Regions from separate parts of the Homo sapiens genome. Here all the other regions are linked to region 1. Evidence: chromatin contacts called from ENCODE Hi-C data. All regions are on one chromosome and are shown on one strand. Each heading gives the region's core, a stretch centred on a gene start or an enhancer-like site at or near the end of the contact. The rest is flanking DNA. Distances are from core to core; before and after follow the strand shown.

Region 1 (3,413 bases), core at 278-2,777:
GAAGTTACTATCCAGGGATCCCACTTGACAATTGATTATGTGCTGTTTTCTGTGAAATTTCTCGAGTTTCTTTGTAATGTTGTGCATGTCTCTATGTAGCTGTTTTCCTAAATGGATGATCCTATCCCTGGAAATACCAGACCATGTCTTATACCATTTGGTATCTTCTCCCATCCTTCCTAATGCCTGTACCAGTGTCTCTATGTGTTACAGCACTGAGAAGGCAACGAACAATCCACAAAAACCAGGCTGATGAATTAAAAATCTCTTTGGTGACGCTGAATACACAGACTGTGCAGCGTGTTGGTGAAATGGAGAAGAAGTTGAAGACCTCACAAAACGGTCTTTTAATTAAGATTTTTGTATTTGTTCTCCAGCTGCCTGGAAATTCCAATAAGACAGTTTTAATTAGAACCAACGTTCACATTTCCCCCTGAGAACTATCAACATTTCGCTAACCCCAATTTTTAAGAATCAAGCTATGGAGACCATAGATAACTGACTTTGTATCTGTTTTTCCTTTTAAAAGTGGAGTTCAATGCATGTGATGGTTTTTTTTTAACCAAAACACTATCCAGCATGTGGCCTATTTTGTACACAAATGCTACCATGTGCAGCATGTAATGAGTATGCGGTCCACAGTCACTTGTGCTGGTCAGTCTTACCTTTTGCTTCATCTGGATGCCTCCGGGAGCTGGATTGTGGCACCCTTAAGCAGGGGGACTTTCCAGACTGTGTGTATTCCTCCCAAGCCCTCAAGTATCCTAAAAATCATTTCATGAATCCTCCATCAAGTCCCCATTTCTCCATTCAGATGCCCCCGATTCCTTCCCTGCTCCAGACCCTCAACACCTTGTGCATGATGAATTGTAGCAATCCTTCTGAAGGCCTTCTGAAGCCATCCTTCTGAGGCCATCCAGCCTTCACCTGACCTCTTGTGAAGTCTTGCATAATTTAGAATCTGTATCACGTAATTTATAACTCAAATTTTCACGATCCTGAAAGATGGAGTATTATTTTGTGATAGCAGGATGTGCTTCTGGCCTTCCTGCTGCCTCTTCAAAAATGCTCAGCACAAACCTAAGTTCTTGGCTACTCCAGATAGGGGGGCAGGACAGACTGCTGGAATTGTAGGGAGGCTCGTGGGAGGGGGGTTGCCTGGGCTTGCGTTCCCTGCATCCCCTGTACCACTCACACCGGTGTGGGCCCTTCTGGGCAGTCATCAATAAAGAAAGTCAAAGAAAGCCATCGCCAAGCTTCTGAAGACTTATAGGCAACAGCCTGTATAAGGGATAGTAAAAATAAGTAGACACAGCTGGCAGTCAGACGTCTGGGTTTGGAAATAATGATTCAAATCGATGCATTGAAGGTAGGAGTGCCAACTCCAGAGAACCAGGCAGGGACAGCTGGAGTGAGCCCATGCTGGCAATTCCCTGAATGCAGCAGGTGTCAGATGATGACATAATGCACACATGATTCAATAATGGATTAGGGAATACAAGGAAAAGGTGACAGAAAAGCAAGAGAGGGATCCGAGGAGTGCCGACCAGAGAGGCAGTTCATGTAGCCTCATTAGTAAAGCCCCCAGGGGCTGTGACTGTCCTGCGCGGGCTTCCAAGTCCACCTGAGAGTTCTGATGCTGTGCTGACCCCATGGCACATCAGGGGCAGCGAGCCTGCTGTCCACACTGGCTGGGAGAAGCAGCAGCCAGGCAAGAGAACAACAAACAGGGGCAGGCAGCCACCCACCAAGAGGACATGTGGAACCAGGCAGCACGCCATTTGGAAAGCAAGTCTATATGGGAGTGGTCACTATCATGGAAAGGAAAAAGAATGGGAAAACCTGAGATTTAAGAAAGACCCAATGCTGTTCTAGAAGCATCTTCAGAAAGAGCAATAAAGCTTCTTTGGGGAAGTCACAGGACACAGACTCTCCAGGGTGGAAGGGATCTTGAAGAGCACAGAGGCCAAGTCCTCATCCATCTCTCGACTTCCTTCATGACTCATCTGAAGACGGCTGGATTGGTCTATGTCTGTACCCTACCCTCACCCCACAATCCCAGTCCACCCTATCTCAGAACAATTTCAAATGCAGGGGAGGATCAGAGATGAAGATGTTACTCCAAAAGTATACATGCAAAGATGTTCTGGAAGTGCTACTTCTTAACTTGTCTGGTCTTATAGTCTGTGGTTGAAGTGAGTTTCTCCACTTCTAGAACGCTTTAGGTCTTGTTTCCTGTCCTCTTTGAAAAGTTTTATTAATAATTACGTGCTGCCCTTCTATTACTCCTACTTTCCATACCCTGGAAAGTATACACGGTTCTAGAATATTCCATTAGGAGGGCCAGGTAAGGATTCTTAAATATGAATGGATTTTATCATTCTCTGCCTGTTGTCTTCACACATTTGTTTCTTTCTTTTTTTGAGACAGAGTCTCGCTCTGTTGCCCAGGCTGGAGTGCAATGGCATGATCTTGGCTCACTACAGCCTCTGCATCCTGAGCTCAAATGATCCTCCTGCCTCAGCCTGTCAAGTAGCTGGCACTACAGGCATGCTCCACCATGCCTGGCTAATTTTTGTATTTTTTTGTAGAGACGGGGTTTTGCCATGTTGTCCAGGCTGGTCTTGAACTCCTGGACTCAAGCGATCCACCCACCTTCGCCTCCCAAAGTTCTGGGATTACAGACCTGAGCCACTGCATCTGGCCTTGTTCTCTTCACACATTTCTTAAATGGAGCTCAATCCCTGCACTCATTAATTGAAGGTCAAGGAATTATCATTATTCACTGGGATCATGGTACCAGATTGATTTACTAGCAATATTTTAGTTTTTCTTTGTGTACAAAGTCTATTCATGATATGATAAAACCTGAGACACAAATCTCAATGAATGAAGTTCTTGCTTTCGGCAAATGTATTATTATTAAATAACATCAATGCATAATAAATAACATTTTAAAATTTATAGCACCTTTTACATTTTCCCTGATGGGTCTCAAGGGACCTCACAAACACCTGTTCAATCAAAGATAACAGAAAGAGCATTATTTCTCTTTCACAAAACGAAAAAACTCTGAACCAGAGAAGGTGAGACATTTACTAATAATTCTGTTTTCAGTTTCTGTATTACTAGTTTCCACAAGAGTTCAGCAACAAGATTTCAAGGACTTTTCTTTTTAACGATCTGAAAATGAAGAATGACTCATCATACTATAGGTGCCCTGTATATGCTTCAAAATAAGTGTGTTTTTTGCTCAGTTCTTGTGCCTTCTCGGACCCTCATGACAACAATAGGAATAAACCTACGTAGAAAGTCTATCTCAGTAGTAATGATTGGGGCAACCGAATGGACTCGACTGACTCATATTTCCCACACATCTTTAAATTTATAGCTGGCCTCTGACTATTTTAGAA
Region 2 (3,413 bases), core at 578-3,077, 800 kb before region 1:
CACTGCTGTCTCTGTCTTTGATTCTCCATTTGTCGGAAGGGCACTCGTACCCCATCTGCTGCATGTGGGGGGACACTCCCTATGCATACCGTCCAGTGCCTCGATAGGAAGTGGAAAGGCCTATTCACTGCCCAGGTACCAGGCCCTCCAGGCCCCAGTGTTTTGTGAATTTGGAAGGGTTTGTGGCACTGGTTTTGAAGTGGGTCATGTTATGTTTCTGCTGGCATGCTCGGCGTTGCCATGTTTCTCTTTTTGGGCCTTCTTTCTTCCTTTAGAACAAGAGGGTTTTGTTGTCGTTGTTTTTGTTGTCGTTGTTGTTTTAGATGGAGTCTCGATCTGTTGCCCAGGCTGGAGAGCGGTTGCGTGGTCTCGGCTCACTGCAAACTCCGCCTCTCGGGTTCAAGTGATTCTTCTGCCTCAGCCTCCCAAGTAGCTGGGATTACAGGTGCTCGCCACTGTGCATATATATATATATATATGTATATATTTTTAGTAGAGATGGAGTTTTGCCATGTTGGCCAGGCTGGTCTCGAACTCCTGATCTCAAGTAATCCACCTGCCTCGGCCTCCCAAAGTGCTGGGATTACAGGTGTGAGCCACCATGCCTGGCTTTTTTTTTTTAATCTCTTCAATAAATACATATTTCAAAGCTACTGTGCTCACGGCACTGTGCCCAGTCTGCGTACTTTGGTGAGCAAGACAAGCCCCGTCTTCATGGAGTTTTCATTCTAGTGGGGAGTGACAGACATAGGCCAACTCACCCTGCAAATAACTTTCACTTCCAGTGATGACTCCAGCAATGAAGGAATGGTGCAGATTGCTAAGGTGTCCAGCAGGGAAGCCGACTTAGTCTGTGGGAGTGGGTAGAGGGCCCCTGGGATTGCCACCTCACCTCTCGGGGCCTTACCTGTGAAATAGGCTCACCACCATTTGCTTCATAGGGCGACCACGAGTAACGGGTAAAATAATGCACTTTGACTCATGCTGGCTACCCTCATGATTCCTTCCTAATAAAATCTCCAGTGACTAGTCTCTCATATCTACTGTTTCTCTTCTCTTTTGAATAATGTGATTTCACAATTCAACCTTGCCCGGACAAACAGGAAAACCCATTCCAAATTCCAACCTGGCTTTAGAAACATTTTCTTGGAGGGTGGTGGGAAGTGGGATGGGGGTTTGGGAAGGGATGCTCTCCCAGCTCCTTCCTTGCTGTCTCGTTGCCAACTCCAGTTCCCCGGCTTGTGAAGAGTGCGCGTGGGGGGACACGCTCTGATCCTCATACTCCGGGTGCCGCCCACCTGAGACCGCTCTGTCCTCTGGCCACAGCTTCCCAATACTCTGTCTACAGGGAAATATTTTAAAGACTCAGGAAGTGAACTCATTTAAAAAAATGTCCTCCCCCTACTTTTCCAAAACAGTGCAGCCTTCCTGGAAGAAAGCAAACAAAACAAGTGTGACTGTTTAGAAAACGATTGGAAAACCCATTCTGAACAGTATGAGTTTGCATGGCTCTCCTGGGCGGATGTGTCACCCTCGGCTGGGCTTACTCTGGCGTCTGTGTGGAGAGGAGGCAGGGCTGCCCACGCAGTCTTCTCAGAAGAGGCAGCTGATGGCTGAGTGGGGCCTGGGGACCAGTTCCCCTCAAACAACCGCGGGCACCTCACCCTTGCAGACCTCAAACACACAGACAGACACGGATGTGAGTCCACATATGTGTGTGAGGCTGCGTCCAGCTGAAATTAGTACAATGACCTAATCGCCGCCAAGGCGCGGACAACTGCTCTGCGTGTGGTGACTATTTTGGGTTTCTAGGTGTTCGCATGTGATTTGTGGCATTCGCAGTGTTGTTATTAATAACACCGTTGGCTGTGTGGAGGCTGAGGATGAAGCCTTTTCAATTCAGCCATCTGGTCAGAATGCTTCTCCTTTGATGAGGGAAAAAACCTTTGCTGTGTTTCAACTGGAACGCTGCCTCCCAATTAAGGTGACAGCAGATCGCCGAGTCGCCCTGTCTTTGCAGGAAGAGCCAGCCAGGCTCTAAATGCCACTCTGTCCGGGAGGGAGAACGCCTTTCCTATTGATTGTGGTTTGGTATGCAGTTCAGGCACTGGCTCGAAGGGACGCTGGGCCAGGAAAGCCAGCGTGCAGTGTTTACTGGGTTGGCTGCCTTGGCGCTCAGGTTTTCCATTGTCAGGCAGTGACAGTGCTGCTCAGACGCTCTCAGGAGACGTTCCCCTGCTTTCATAACAACGAAGGGCTTTTTTGTTTTCTGACTCATCTTCAGAAGATCTCCCCCACTTCGTTTGAAAGTAAATATAATTAGTAACAGGCAGACATACTGTATATAGCCAGCCCTGCCTATGCAAGAGAGTTATAATTAAACATGCATGCTGTCTGCTGTTCACTGTCTGCTAAAGGCCTTGCTGAAGTCACCTGCAGGGAGAGGGGTTTATCTTGAAGCAGCAGCCTGGGGTGAATGCTGCAGAGAGAGAGAGAGGCCTGTCCCACCTTTGAGTCGAATGTCCAGTCTGAAGCTTAGATTGAGCTGTTGACTAAAGGGGAGGTGTGTCCATCGGCCCTTGGCCTGCCTTCGCCTGGGTTCTTCTCCATTCTCCACCTTGGGCAGCCCTGGGTGACCCTGTGTGGTCAAGGTTGGGGCTGGCCCCTCTTGGAGACAGAGTGATGGTGGCCAAGTATGGTTGTCATAGTAACGAGGTGGCTGCTGCCACTGCTGTCGGCTCAGGAGGCACCTGCCTGCTTGCAGGTTACGATCTGCCCTCCCGAGGCTGGGGAGCCAAGACTACTTGCCTTTGTTCCCAGCTCCCTGCCTGCGATGCTGGCAGCAAAATCTCAGCCCCGCCCGGCAGGGCAGGAGCTCAGGTATGTTATCCCCAGGTGACCCTCGGCCCTTCTTCTTGGCTAAGGGTAGGCTGGGTGTTTGGAGGCCACTGTCCAGGCCCATAGAGAGCTCAGATTCTGCTGAAACCAGTGGCTCAGGCAGCCCCAGGAACACACACACAGCTTGTGGGAAGATTCTGGGACCACGGCACGGCCAATGGCAGGAACACACACACACCTTGTGGGTAGATTCTGGGACCACGGCACGGCCAACGGGCTTTGTGACACAGGCTTGGAGACACAGGAGAAGCTGCTGTGCCTCCTGCTCCTCCGGGGGGTGCGGCGGTGACCGGATGACTAGTTGGCACAGTCCTTCCTTGGCCTGGATCAAATGCAACAGGCGTCATCTGAGCCCCGGGCACCTTTCCCCAAGTTGCTCAAAGTGTTTTCCGAGCAAATAGTTGTTTCATAACACCCGTGAGAAGTAGGTGGGGTGACAAAGCATTCTTTGTCCCTGTCTTGCAGATGGGGGAATTGAAAAGCTTGCCGGTCCTGGTGGTGAGGCCAAGAAAGGG
Region 3 (3,413 bases), core at 1-2,500, 670 kb after region 1:
TTCCCAAGTAGCTGGGACTACAGGCACCCACCACCACGCCTGGCTAATTTTTGTATTTTTTTTTAGTAGATACGAGGTTTCACCATATTGGCCAGGCTGGTCTCAAACTCATGACCTCGTGATCTGCCTGCCTCAGCCTCCCAAAGTGCTGGGATTACAGGCGTGAGCCACCGTGCTCAGCCCAGTTTTGCCATTTTCTGCAGCAGATGTCAGTTCTTTGAGTGACATGAAGATAGAGATTTGCTAGGTGAGGGGAAGAGTAAAGGAACTAGTGAATTGAAAGGCCTCTTTAAAAGGAGATTAGTTAAAATAATGGACCACAGTGTCTACACTGCATAGAGAAGGAAATAAAGGCAGTGAAGAGCTAATAAATCAGAAGGAAATGGAAGAATTACACAGCTGCTGGATTCCATGTGGTGGGAGACTGGTTATAGTTGGCAGATGGGAATGAAAGATGAAAAGAGAGGAAGCTGTAGTCGTAGGGGAGAAGACTTAGTTCAGAAGAGAGGGGTGAGTCCTGGGTTATGGCCATCTCTAGCAGTTAGCTATTGCCAAAGTGGAGGGAAGAAAGTCACTAGAGGGGCTGCAAGTCTAGTGTTCTGTTTATCCACGTTGAAGATGCATGACGAAGCCTGGACCGGGAGAGAGGAAGCCAACATGGCAAGAGCAGAAATCTTCAGGGTCTCAAGAATGAGTGGGAGGTTAGTGGATGATAGAGACAGTGGCTGAAAGAAGAAATACTGCGGTCAGAAGTGCCTGGCCAATTGAGGGTCCTTTTACTGAAGAAAGGAAGGGCAATTGTTTGAAAATTGATTCAGGGACTTTAGAAGGATGCGAATCCCATCTGCAGCCCTGAGGGGTAGTCAAATTAGCATCCTCCTCCAAGGGATGCCAGGACTATTCCAGGACAACCGAGCTTCAGGAAGGCAAAGAGGTAGAAGGTATTCTGTGTAGGCGTAGGTGCAGAAGTAGGTGAAATGGATTTGACTAAAGGGTCCCAGAGGGTACATGGAAAACTTTTCATAGGAGAGGAGCCATGGGAACTCTAGTTACAGGAAGCCCAGAAGAAACTGCAGGTGGGAGCAGAGGAGAGGAAGGATACATGGAGAGTTTACATTTTGCAAGGTGAGCAAGACAGAGAAATGCTGCCGCACAGAATGAACTGGTCTCGAGGTTTCAAAGTCAACTGTGGTAGCTTGAATGAAGTGCAGCTGAGGCTCAAGGTTGAGTGGCCCTGGCCACGGTCCACCTGGCTAGCAGGCAGTGTCTTCTGCTAACCCATCCGGTGTCCTCTACCCCCTCACCTAGTCTTCCCCCAGGCCCCACTGGATGCAAGAACAGGGTCATTTTCAACTTCAGGAATAATGTCACCGTAAACCAAACACCAACCTTGGCTGGTCTTTGTTACTATTCCCTTAATGCAGGCTGCACACTAGAAATTTTCATTCTAGATGTCCCAGTCACTTAATTTCAGAGCACTTATTTTTCTTTTAAATACTTTCACTTTTCTCTTTGCCTTTTTTCTTAAATGACTTCACTTTTATTTCATGCTTTAAAGTTTGTAGATCATTTCCATGAAATAATTCATTAGACAAATTCATTATTGTAATTTCATTACAATAACTAAGCAGGCCAGGCAGCATTATTCAATTTCCACAGATGAGTAAACTCAGACTTTGGGAAATCGTTTTTCAAGGGCATCTTTAGTTCAATGCTCTTTGGTTGTCACGAAGGGCCTGTCCTTTGAACTGCAAAGTCACAGCACATACTGACAGAGTTACTCTGAAACATGCAAAACGATTATGATGCCGTTGTGTGATATATTTAAAAATGAAACCTAAGAGTTTAGTAATAATAGCTTCCTGTTACTATTACTTTGTCATCTCTCAAGGACTTTTAAATCACTGAGAAATATATTTGTTCTTTTCTGAAAACCACATGAATGCAGATGACAGCGACAGATAATCAATCACGAGAATGATAAAGTGTGGTGGCTGCGCTGGAAACAATGAGTACGTTTAAAATCTGTTTAAGGTGACAGTTGTCTCTGAAAAATAGGAGTTGATGGGCCTCAGCCAGTGCTTCTAAGATTTTTATCATTCTGAGAGAGTAACTGCCTTTTCAATCCAGATTTTAAAAAGTCAGAAACTTCCTGAATGAGCAACTCTTAGAATGAACTTGGCACTTAACATGTTTGGAGATCTGGGAAGAAGGAAGGTTTTCATGGTTGTTTTCAATCTTATCTAAACATACTTGGCCAGAATTATAAGAAGTAAAAATACCCAAAGTGTTCATCCCTTAAAGCAAAACAGATGTCAATTAGGGATGCAGCATATACATTGTGATCAACTTGTAATGACCCCAAATCTTTATTGGGCTTTTTAGTAAGTATTTTGTATTTTACAGTATTCACCTGACTCATGATATTGTTGTTTTTGTAGGTAGGATGATGGTCTACCTGCAATTACATGGTTCAAAGTAATGTTTATCTAAAATATAAGACAGTTAAAGCTCATTCTTTGATACTCACTCCTCTATGCTACCTGAAAAATATCTTCAGTTCTCCTTCTCAATTTTTTATTCTTTTTTCAAGATAGGTAATCTGTAAGGCTCATACAAACACACATCAAAGATCTGCACCTGGACTCTTTTTTTTTTTTGAGATGGAGTTTCTCTCTTGTCTCCCAGGCTGGAGTGCAATGGCATGATCTAGGCTCACTGCAACCTCAGCCTCCTAGGTTCAAGCAATTCTCCTGCCTAAGCCTCCTCAGGAGCTAGTATTACAGGTGCATCACCATGCCCGGCTAACTTTTGTATTTTTAGTAGAGACGGGGGTTTCACCATGTTGGCCAGGCTGGTCTCGAACTCCTGACCTCAGGTGATATGCCTGCCTCGGCCTTCCAAAGTGCTGGGATTACAGGTGTGAGCCAACGTGCCCAGCCTGCACCTGGACTCTTGATCCTTTGGCTGACATTCCTCTCCACATCTAGATCACACTCCACAGCTCATTTCCTAGAGGAAACCTGTCATCCAGAGAGAAGGGAGAAAACAATTAAGAGACCTAAAAACCTGCCCAAGAAATTCTTAAATCCAGCTATAATCAACTAACACATTATTGCTTTATATTTATTCATCAGCCATAGTCATTTAAGTGTTAAATAAACAATGCAAACTCTGTCCTCTCCTTTAGTTACTTTTTATAGAGTTAAGGGGAACAAGAATAAAATACTCTTCTCCTCCCACCACCACCACCCCAGCATCATATCATACCCAGCTTGAGGGATTTCTTTACATAATCTGAAATGCTATAAATATATACTGTGGTTAGCTGATTCACATAACAAAAAAAAATGATTAAACATGTGTTATGCATCAGGAGACTGATGAAATATCACCATGGAAACTTTGATGCT
Region 4 (3,413 bases), core at 255-2,754, 610 kb before region 1:
GGCTGTCATCTCATCAGACCCCTGCCTGCCATGCACCTCTGTTCCTAGTTTGAGAATGTAGGCCAGACAGGCCTGAGGACAGCGTTCAGATGGGCAGAGCTGAGAGGGGCTGCACGGTCAGCCTCTGAACCTCTGTCAGATCAAGACCTGCCTGCACCTGCGGATGGGGAGGGAGGATGCAGAACAACTAGTGCTCAAGGAAAGGCTAAAGGATTTCTTGGTGGGCTTAGTCTCACAGGAAATGATAACCTCTACTGAATGAGTGCTGTTCGAGGTTTACCTTGTGTATGCATGGAGCAGAAGGAGGCAGAGTGACTTTGAGGAGCTCAGGGCCTGAGGTGGGGAGAGAGAGACTTGGGACAGACAGTGAAGTGACCACGAGGAAGGCACTGCCTCTGAGGTTTGAGGAGGTCTGTGCTGAGGGCTGAAGGCTAAGAAATGCGACAGGGGTGTCAGAAAAGGCTTCCTAAAGGAGTTGGACTTTGATCAGGGTTTTGAAGGATGCATAGAAGTTTTCCAGGCAGAAAGATGGGGAGTGCATCTCAGACAGAAGAACAACATGAAGCAAATGAACAAAATTGTGACAAAACATGATCAAGAACAACAGGAGCCAAGAGAGACCCCGTGATTTGAAATGCATGAAGTGTGTGGTTTGGTTACATAGTAGAGATCAGGTCTCTGTCTAGACTGATGATACAAAAAGTGATTATGGAACTTTCACTATTAGGTGTTACTCTCATTTTACAGATGAGAAGGACTAAGGGCATTTCAGTGTCTTTCCTGTTGTCACACAATTAGTTAAGTGGTGGATGCAGATTTCAAGCCTTGAGTCTGTGGTCTTTCCACTGAGCTGCGCGGCTTCCCTGGAAGAAACGCTGAGGGTTGACGGCTTGACAAGGCAAGATTTAGTGTAGTGAAATGCAAAATGTGTTTCCTGAGTGGCTCTAGGGTTACCCTGCCTGAGGGTGGGAGGCTGGCAGATTAGTGAGATTTTCATACGGTTAGCACTGGAAAGCCGTTCCACATGATGTCATAGGGTATGTCAATTAACAAGCATGTTCCACTCAATAACTCTGGGAAACATTCAATTAGACCTTATAGATGATCCCTTCATGCAGGACTTCTCAGAGTCTGCGCCTGGCTGATATGCGCTGTGAGTTTCTAAAAGAATGCCTGGTAGCCCTGTCCCTACTAAAAATACAAAAATTAGCCAGGCATGGTGGTGTACGCCTGTAATCCCAGCTACTCAGGAGGCTGAGGCAGGAGAATTGCTTGAACCTGGGAGGCGGAGGTGTCAGTGAGCTGAGATCGCACCACTGCACTCCAGCCTGGGTGACAGAGCGAGACTCCGTCTCAAAAAAAAAAAAAAAAAAAAAGAATTCAAAGTACAGTGGTGGTTTTCAGTGTGTGGGCCAGAAGTTTCAAGGGTCCTTGAGACCCTTTCAGGAGGGTCAGTTAAGTCGACACTACTTTCAGAACAAGACTAAGGCATCATTTTACCCTTACTTTGTCACAAGCATACACTGGAATTTTCTAGAGCCTACATGATAGTGCAACAGGTTGAATTCAGAAGCAGAAGTGAAAATCCAGCTCTTAAGCGGAACACTGAGGAGTTGGACCAAAACGTGGGACAGTGCCACTCTTTTCACTGGTATTTTTGTTTTGGGAAATAGAGTCATTTTTCACAAAAATATGGTGTTAGCAGGGAGTAAATTTATTATTATTTTTAAGTGAACGATTGCATATTTTAAAAAATTTCCAGTTTAATTTTGATGATAGTAAATATTGATAGGCATAACCCACATAAACAAAAGCTCTTTGAAGATTTTGATTTTTTTTTTTGAGACATGGTCTTGCTCTGCTGCCCAGGCTGAAGTGCAGTGGCATAATCATGGCTCACTGCAGTCTTGACTTCCTAGACTCAAATGATCCTCCTGCCTCAGCCTCCTGAGTAGCTGGGACTATAGGTGCATAACACCACACCCGGCTAATTTATACATTTTTCTGTAGAGATGGGGTCTCGCTAAGTTGCCCAGGCTGGTCTCAAACTCCTGGACTCAAGCAGTCCTCCCGCCTTGACCTCCCAGGGTGCTGGGACTACAGGCAGGAGTCACTACATCTGGCCTACTCTTGATAATTTTTAAGGGTGCAAAGGGTTCCTGAAACCAACAAGTCTGGGGACCACTGGGTATGTAGTATTTCTTAAACTTATTTAATCCAGAACTTCCCTATCCACCCATTTTAGGTCAGATAGCAACTATGCATCTCTTGGCATAGTGTTCCATATGGGAAGCGTTGGAATAGATGATCTTTGGTGGAGTCTGTCAACCCTGAGTTTAAAATGTGGCTCTGTCATTTAGTAGCTGTGTGACTTTGGGCACATTACTTAACCTTCTGAGTCACAGTTTCCTCATCGGTGTGATGGTGATAATAGTATAGTATTAATGTTACCTACACTCTAGGTTTGTTAAGAAGATCACGTGTGATGATGAATGAAAGGCACTCAATACAAACTAGCACCCAATAAATACTACTACTAATAATATTTGAAACAATAATATCATGATATATGACTCTAGGTACATCTTCATTAAAGACAATAACAATAATAAAAGTCTGTGAGAAATAGAGGAAGGATTGACTCTGAATGGGAGTCAGGAAGACCATGGTAGTTAGAAGAGATGGCTTCTCTGGGGTCTGACCTTGATTCTCTCACAAAAGACCTGGAGGTGGCTTTCCCACAGCTGAACTAGTGGTTGGCAATGAGGGGGCCTCATGTCAGTCTGTGGCTTAGGCAGGATCTAAAATGAGATTTTTTTTTTTTTTTTTTTTTGAGACAGAGTCTCGCTCTGTCTCCCAGGCTGGAGTGCAGTAGCCCGATCTCGGCTCACTGCAACCTCCACCTCCAAGGTTCAAGCGATTCTCCTTCCTCAGGCTCCCAAGTAGCTGGGAGTACAGGCATGTGCCACCATGCCTGGATGATTTTTTTGTATTTTCAGTGGAGACGAGGTTTTACCATGTTGGCCAGGCTGGTCTTGAACTGGTGACCTTAAGTGATCCATCTGCCTTGGCCTCCCAAAGTGCTGAGATTATAGGCATGAGCCACCGCATCAGGCTGAGAAGCTTTTGTATTCTTGTGTGATCAGCCCCCAGTGCTGGTGGATACTGAAAGTATTTGTAGGCCCGGAGAGTATGGGACAGGCCCAGGCCTCCCTCAATAGCACTCTGTCAGATGCATCAAAAGGCAAGAAAACATTTTGTTTTTGTGGGCCACCTTTGTCCTGGACTGAGCAAATGTGTTGCCTCTCCCCTCACTGGCTGCTTCTGGATAACCACTTCTTTGGCCAATGGAGTGAAACCAAGAGACATGTTTGAGTGTGGTGTATTTATAGCCGGGAGATAGGAAAGCATCA
Region 5 (3,413 bases), core at 642-3,141, 570 kb before region 1:
AAGGGAATAACAGACACTGGGGTCTACCTGAAGGTGGAGGGTGGGAGGAGGGAGAGGAGCAGAAAAGATAACTAGTGGATACTGGGCTTGATACCTGGGTGATGAAATAGTCTGTACAACAAACCCCCGTGACACAAATTTCCCTATATAACGAACCTTCACATGTACCCCTGAACCTAAAGTAAAAGTTTTTTTTTTTTTTTAAGTCTGCTGTCAAACTGTTGTTTCTTTGAAAGTAATCTTTTCTTTTTTTTTTCCCAATTGATTTTGCCCTTTGGCAGCTTTTCCTTATAATGCCTCTAGATTTTTATATCTCGTTTTGAACTAATTATGCTACCTGAATCTGATTTTCATCTTGTTCTAGAAAACTGTCAGACACTATCTTAAAATATTGCCTCTTACCCCATTCTTTCTTTCTGGAGCTCCTATGTAATGCATGCTAGAGCTTCTCATTTCATCTTCCATGTATTTAAGTTCTCTTTCATGTAAGAAATATCTTTATCTTTCTGTGTTGCATTCTAGGTAATTTGTTTCCAAACCACTTCCTGGATGATCAATTCTCTCTTTGGCAATCTTTGCCCCGTTTATTAAGTTTTTATTTTTAATGTTACACATTTCATTTCTAGAGGTAACATATGGTACTTTTTCAAATATGCCTGGTCTTTTAAATTTATTTTCTCAAAATTTTGATTTCTCCTTTTACATTTCAGTTATGTTAACAACAATTCATATCCTCCTTCTGATAGTTCTATTAGCTGATGTTCTGGGGGTTCTGGGGACTCATTACCTGTGCCGCCCGTTGTGTCTGTTTATTCTTGTTTGTAGTGCACTCTTGCTCATGTCTCTAAACGCATTTTGTAATTTTCGATTGTGAGCTTCTATTTAAAAGAATGTGCTCACTATGGGAATCTTGTGTGGCAGAGGTTGAAGATTGGTTTCTATAGAGAAGTTTTTTATTTGTTTTGGCAAGTGCTCTTGTGATATTGGGACTCCTTTTATGTTAATTAATTGACGTAGCTTTCCTAGACCATACAGGTGAGTAAACTTAAGCTCCAAACCCATGTGAAGTGTGGTCTGTGGTTATGAAACTTGAGGTGACCTTGTTTTCCCTCAGCGGATCTCCCACTGCTCAGGCAGCCAAGTGTCAGCACTTTTTCTTGTGCTCAGACCTTCTTTATACTCAGTCTCTGGGATTTCCTTCACTCATTTCAGCTGTGCTTTTAACACCACACTTATTATTTTTCTACAGCATATTTAGGCGTTTCTGTGGCCAGAAGCTTTTCAGATTCTCCTCTAAGATATTGCCAAAATGATAGTTCTTGTCATCCTGAATTTCTGAACACAGAAAAAGTTTTCCCACGATGATTACAGATTTTGAGATCTCTCTAGATACTAGGGACATCTTTAGAAAGCAGGCCAAGAGCCTTGACCAAACTTACGGCAATTCTATTGTACTGATCAGAAAATATCACTTACTTTTGCATGTAGATTTTATTTAGATGAGAGTTAGGTTTTGTTTTGCAAAGAAAATAGCTAATGTATTCTTTGCTAAGAATGACGGTGATACACAGCGGTTGGATTTATTTAATAAAATGTGAGATGTTAAGAAAAAAATCTTAGGAATTTGAAGACACTGAGAGTGTTCAATGCAAAAAAAAAAAAAAAAAAGGCAGAGAGAGAGGGTGTTTCAGTTGCCTGCACCATACATACTCGCTGGTTCCGAATAATGCAAGGATTTCTCTCTTCTGTTCCGGTCTTTTGATGTTGAGTTTCCTGCCCCTTAAATATCTGCTTTACCAGAAAATGAGAAAGTCTTCACCCAAAAAAACAGCACAGAAGTGAAGCCAAGTGACTGTAAAAGGTTTCATAGCCTGGTCAACAGGGAGGCAGCTGGCGATCACTTCCTGCCTCACCCTGGAGGAAGGAGCTACTAAGGAAAGGGACGTCTAAGCTGAAACAACTTCAGGTGGTTCCTGTCCCTCTCTAGAGACTTTAAAGTCTCACTGCATGGAATGCCCTTGATATCCAGACTGGGAAAATCTAAGCCTGTGGACCAGGAAGAAAAGTCATTCATTTATTCATTCGTTTATCACTCCTACTACTCATGAGAGTCAAGTGAGGGCTGTCTGGGGACTTAGGGTAGGAAACTTTCAATATGGCTAGATATATGCACTTAACTATTTCTTTTTCTTTTGGATTGACAGTCTTATTTACTCTGAATACAGGGCATTCATAATGCTCATTGTTGCTGCTACTATTCTGTGAACACATGTTTAGAAAAAAACGTGGTGCAACGGTATGGGAATTCTGAGTTCACTTGTTCATCCATTTTTTTCTTTAAATAACATTTATCCAGTGGTATGTTATATAGAGCTTTGTACTGGGTGGAGTGGGGCTAAAAAGATGAATGATAAATAGTTTCTACCCTTAGGAATCTCAGTCTAATACCATGTGGGGGATGGGGCAGTATATTTACAGAAAGAAATGCTACATGGGGCATATTTAACCCACAAATGATCTAACTGAAGAATCAGAATAAATATTTCCATACATTTTAATTGTGGTAAAATATACACAACATAAAATTTACCGTTTGAAGCTTTTTTTTTTTTTTTGTAGACAGAGTCTTGCTCTGTTGCCCAGGCTGGAGTGCAATGGCACGATCTTGGCTCACCACAACCTCTGCCTCCTGGGTTCAAGCGATTCTCCTGCCTCAGCCTCCTGAGTAGCGGGGATTACAGGCGTGCACCATCATGCCCAGCTAATTTTGCATTTTTGGTAGAGATGGGGTTTCTCCATGTTGGTTAGTCTGGTCTCAAACTTCTGATCTCAGGTGAACCGCCCACATCAGCCTCCCAAAGTGCTGGGATTACAGGCATGAGCCACTGCACCTGGCCTATTTGAAGCATTTTTAAGCGTACCATTTGGTGGCATTCATTAAGTACATTCACATTATGGTGCAAACATCACCATCATCCCGGAAGCCTTTGCATCTTTCCAAACTGAAACTGTACCCATTAAACACGAACTTCTCATTCCCCTCCCCCTAGTCCCTGGCACCCACCATTCTACTTTCTGTCTCTGTGACTTTGACTCCTCTAGGTGCCTCATACAAGTGGAATCATTCAGCAGTTGTCTTTTTGCATATTGCCTGTCCAAAACTTTTTGAATGGAAAGAAGTATGTTTTACAGAAACAGGAAAGTCCCAGCCTTGTCTCTGACTGCTTCACCCCTTGGTTCAGCCCAGTGAAAGCTGGTCAACTTTCCTTAATGCTCTGAGATCCGTAATAGCACAACCATTTTAGTATCTTTCTCTGAAGACTGCAACACGCTGTCATGATATTAGTCAACTCAAGTCAACTGACATTATTATAGTGCTTATGAGGCTGCTCCTGCCTGAAAGCCCTTCACTG

Evidence for each region. Hi-C counts contacts between places; a loop is a spot of excess contacts on that map. Pooled maps may share reads with other maps.
Region 2: a loop to region 1 is called in a pooled map, with 10 times the contacts of the local background. The contact joins the enhancer-like site here to the promoter of SLC35F3-AS1 in region 1. A Hi-C loop is called at or near these places in 2 of 37 single-sample maps with no recorded cell type and 5 of 50 pooled maps.
Region 3: a pooled map shows a loop between it and region 1 (20-fold over the local background). The contact joins the enhancer-like site here to the promoter of SLC35F3-AS1 in region 1. A Hi-C loop is called at or near these places in 5 of 37 single-sample maps with no recorded cell type and 9 of 50 pooled maps.
Region 4: a loop to region 1 is called in a pooled map, with 7 times the contacts of the local background. The contact joins the enhancer-like site here to the promoter of SLC35F3-AS1 in region 1. A Hi-C loop is called at or near these places in 2 of 37 single-sample maps with no recorded cell type and 2 of 50 pooled maps.
Region 5: a map with no recorded cell type shows a loop between it and region 1 (30-fold over the local background). The contact joins the enhancer-like site here to the promoter of SLC35F3-AS1 in region 1. A Hi-C loop is called at or near these places in 2 of 37 single-sample maps with no recorded cell type and 7 of 50 pooled maps.

Annotation. Positions count from the first base shown.
Region 1 is chr1:234,271,136-234,274,548 of GRCh38, reverse strand. SLC35F3-AS1 (SLC35F3 antisense RNA 1) reads left to right here and starts at 1,527. Exons shown (of 2, transcript NR_183711.1): 1 at 1,527-2,347; 2 at 3,118-3,413. All of the region lies in intron 3 of SLC35F3 (solute carrier family 35 member F3), which reads right to left. LOC105373206 (a long non-coding RNA gene) reads right to left here and starts at 1,486. Exons shown (of 2, transcript XR_949283.4): 1 at 666-1,486; 2 at 1-381.
Region 2 is chr1:235,073,570-235,076,982 of GRCh38, reverse strand. No RefSeq gene overlaps it. Among named protein-coding and RNA genes, the nearest start is that of LINC01348, 5.5 kb to the right of the region's middle. RefSeq lists an enhancer at 1,463-1,712. Within about 2 kb of position 1,827, at least 34 of the 41 ENCODE cell types and tissues checked have a DNase peak (open chromatin) inside an H3K27ac peak, as active enhancers do.
Region 3 is chr1:233,597,682-233,601,094 of GRCh38, reverse strand. No RefSeq gene overlaps it. Among named protein-coding and RNA genes, the nearest start is that of KCNK1, 15 kb to the left of the region's middle. Within about 2 kb of position 1,250, at least 2 of the 41 ENCODE cell types and tissues checked have a DNase peak (open chromatin) inside an H3K27ac peak, as active enhancers do.
Region 4 is chr1:234,879,627-234,883,039 of GRCh38, reverse strand. No RefSeq gene overlaps it. Among named protein-coding and RNA genes, the nearest start is that of LINC02971, 76 kb to the left of the region's middle. RefSeq lists an enhancer at 373-442 and a silencer at 826-962. Within about 2 kb of position 1,504, at least 4 of the 41 ENCODE cell types and tissues checked have a DNase peak (open chromatin) inside an H3K27ac peak, as active enhancers do.
Region 5 is chr1:234,843,134-234,846,546 of GRCh38, reverse strand. All of the region lies in intron 2 of LOC107985365 (a long non-coding RNA gene), which reads left to right. Among named protein-coding and RNA genes, the nearest start is that of LINC02961, 85 kb to the right of the region's middle. RefSeq lists an enhancer at 3,384-3,413. Within about 2 kb of position 1,891, at least 15 of the 41 ENCODE cell types and tissues checked have a DNase peak (open chromatin) inside an H3K27ac peak, as active enhancers do.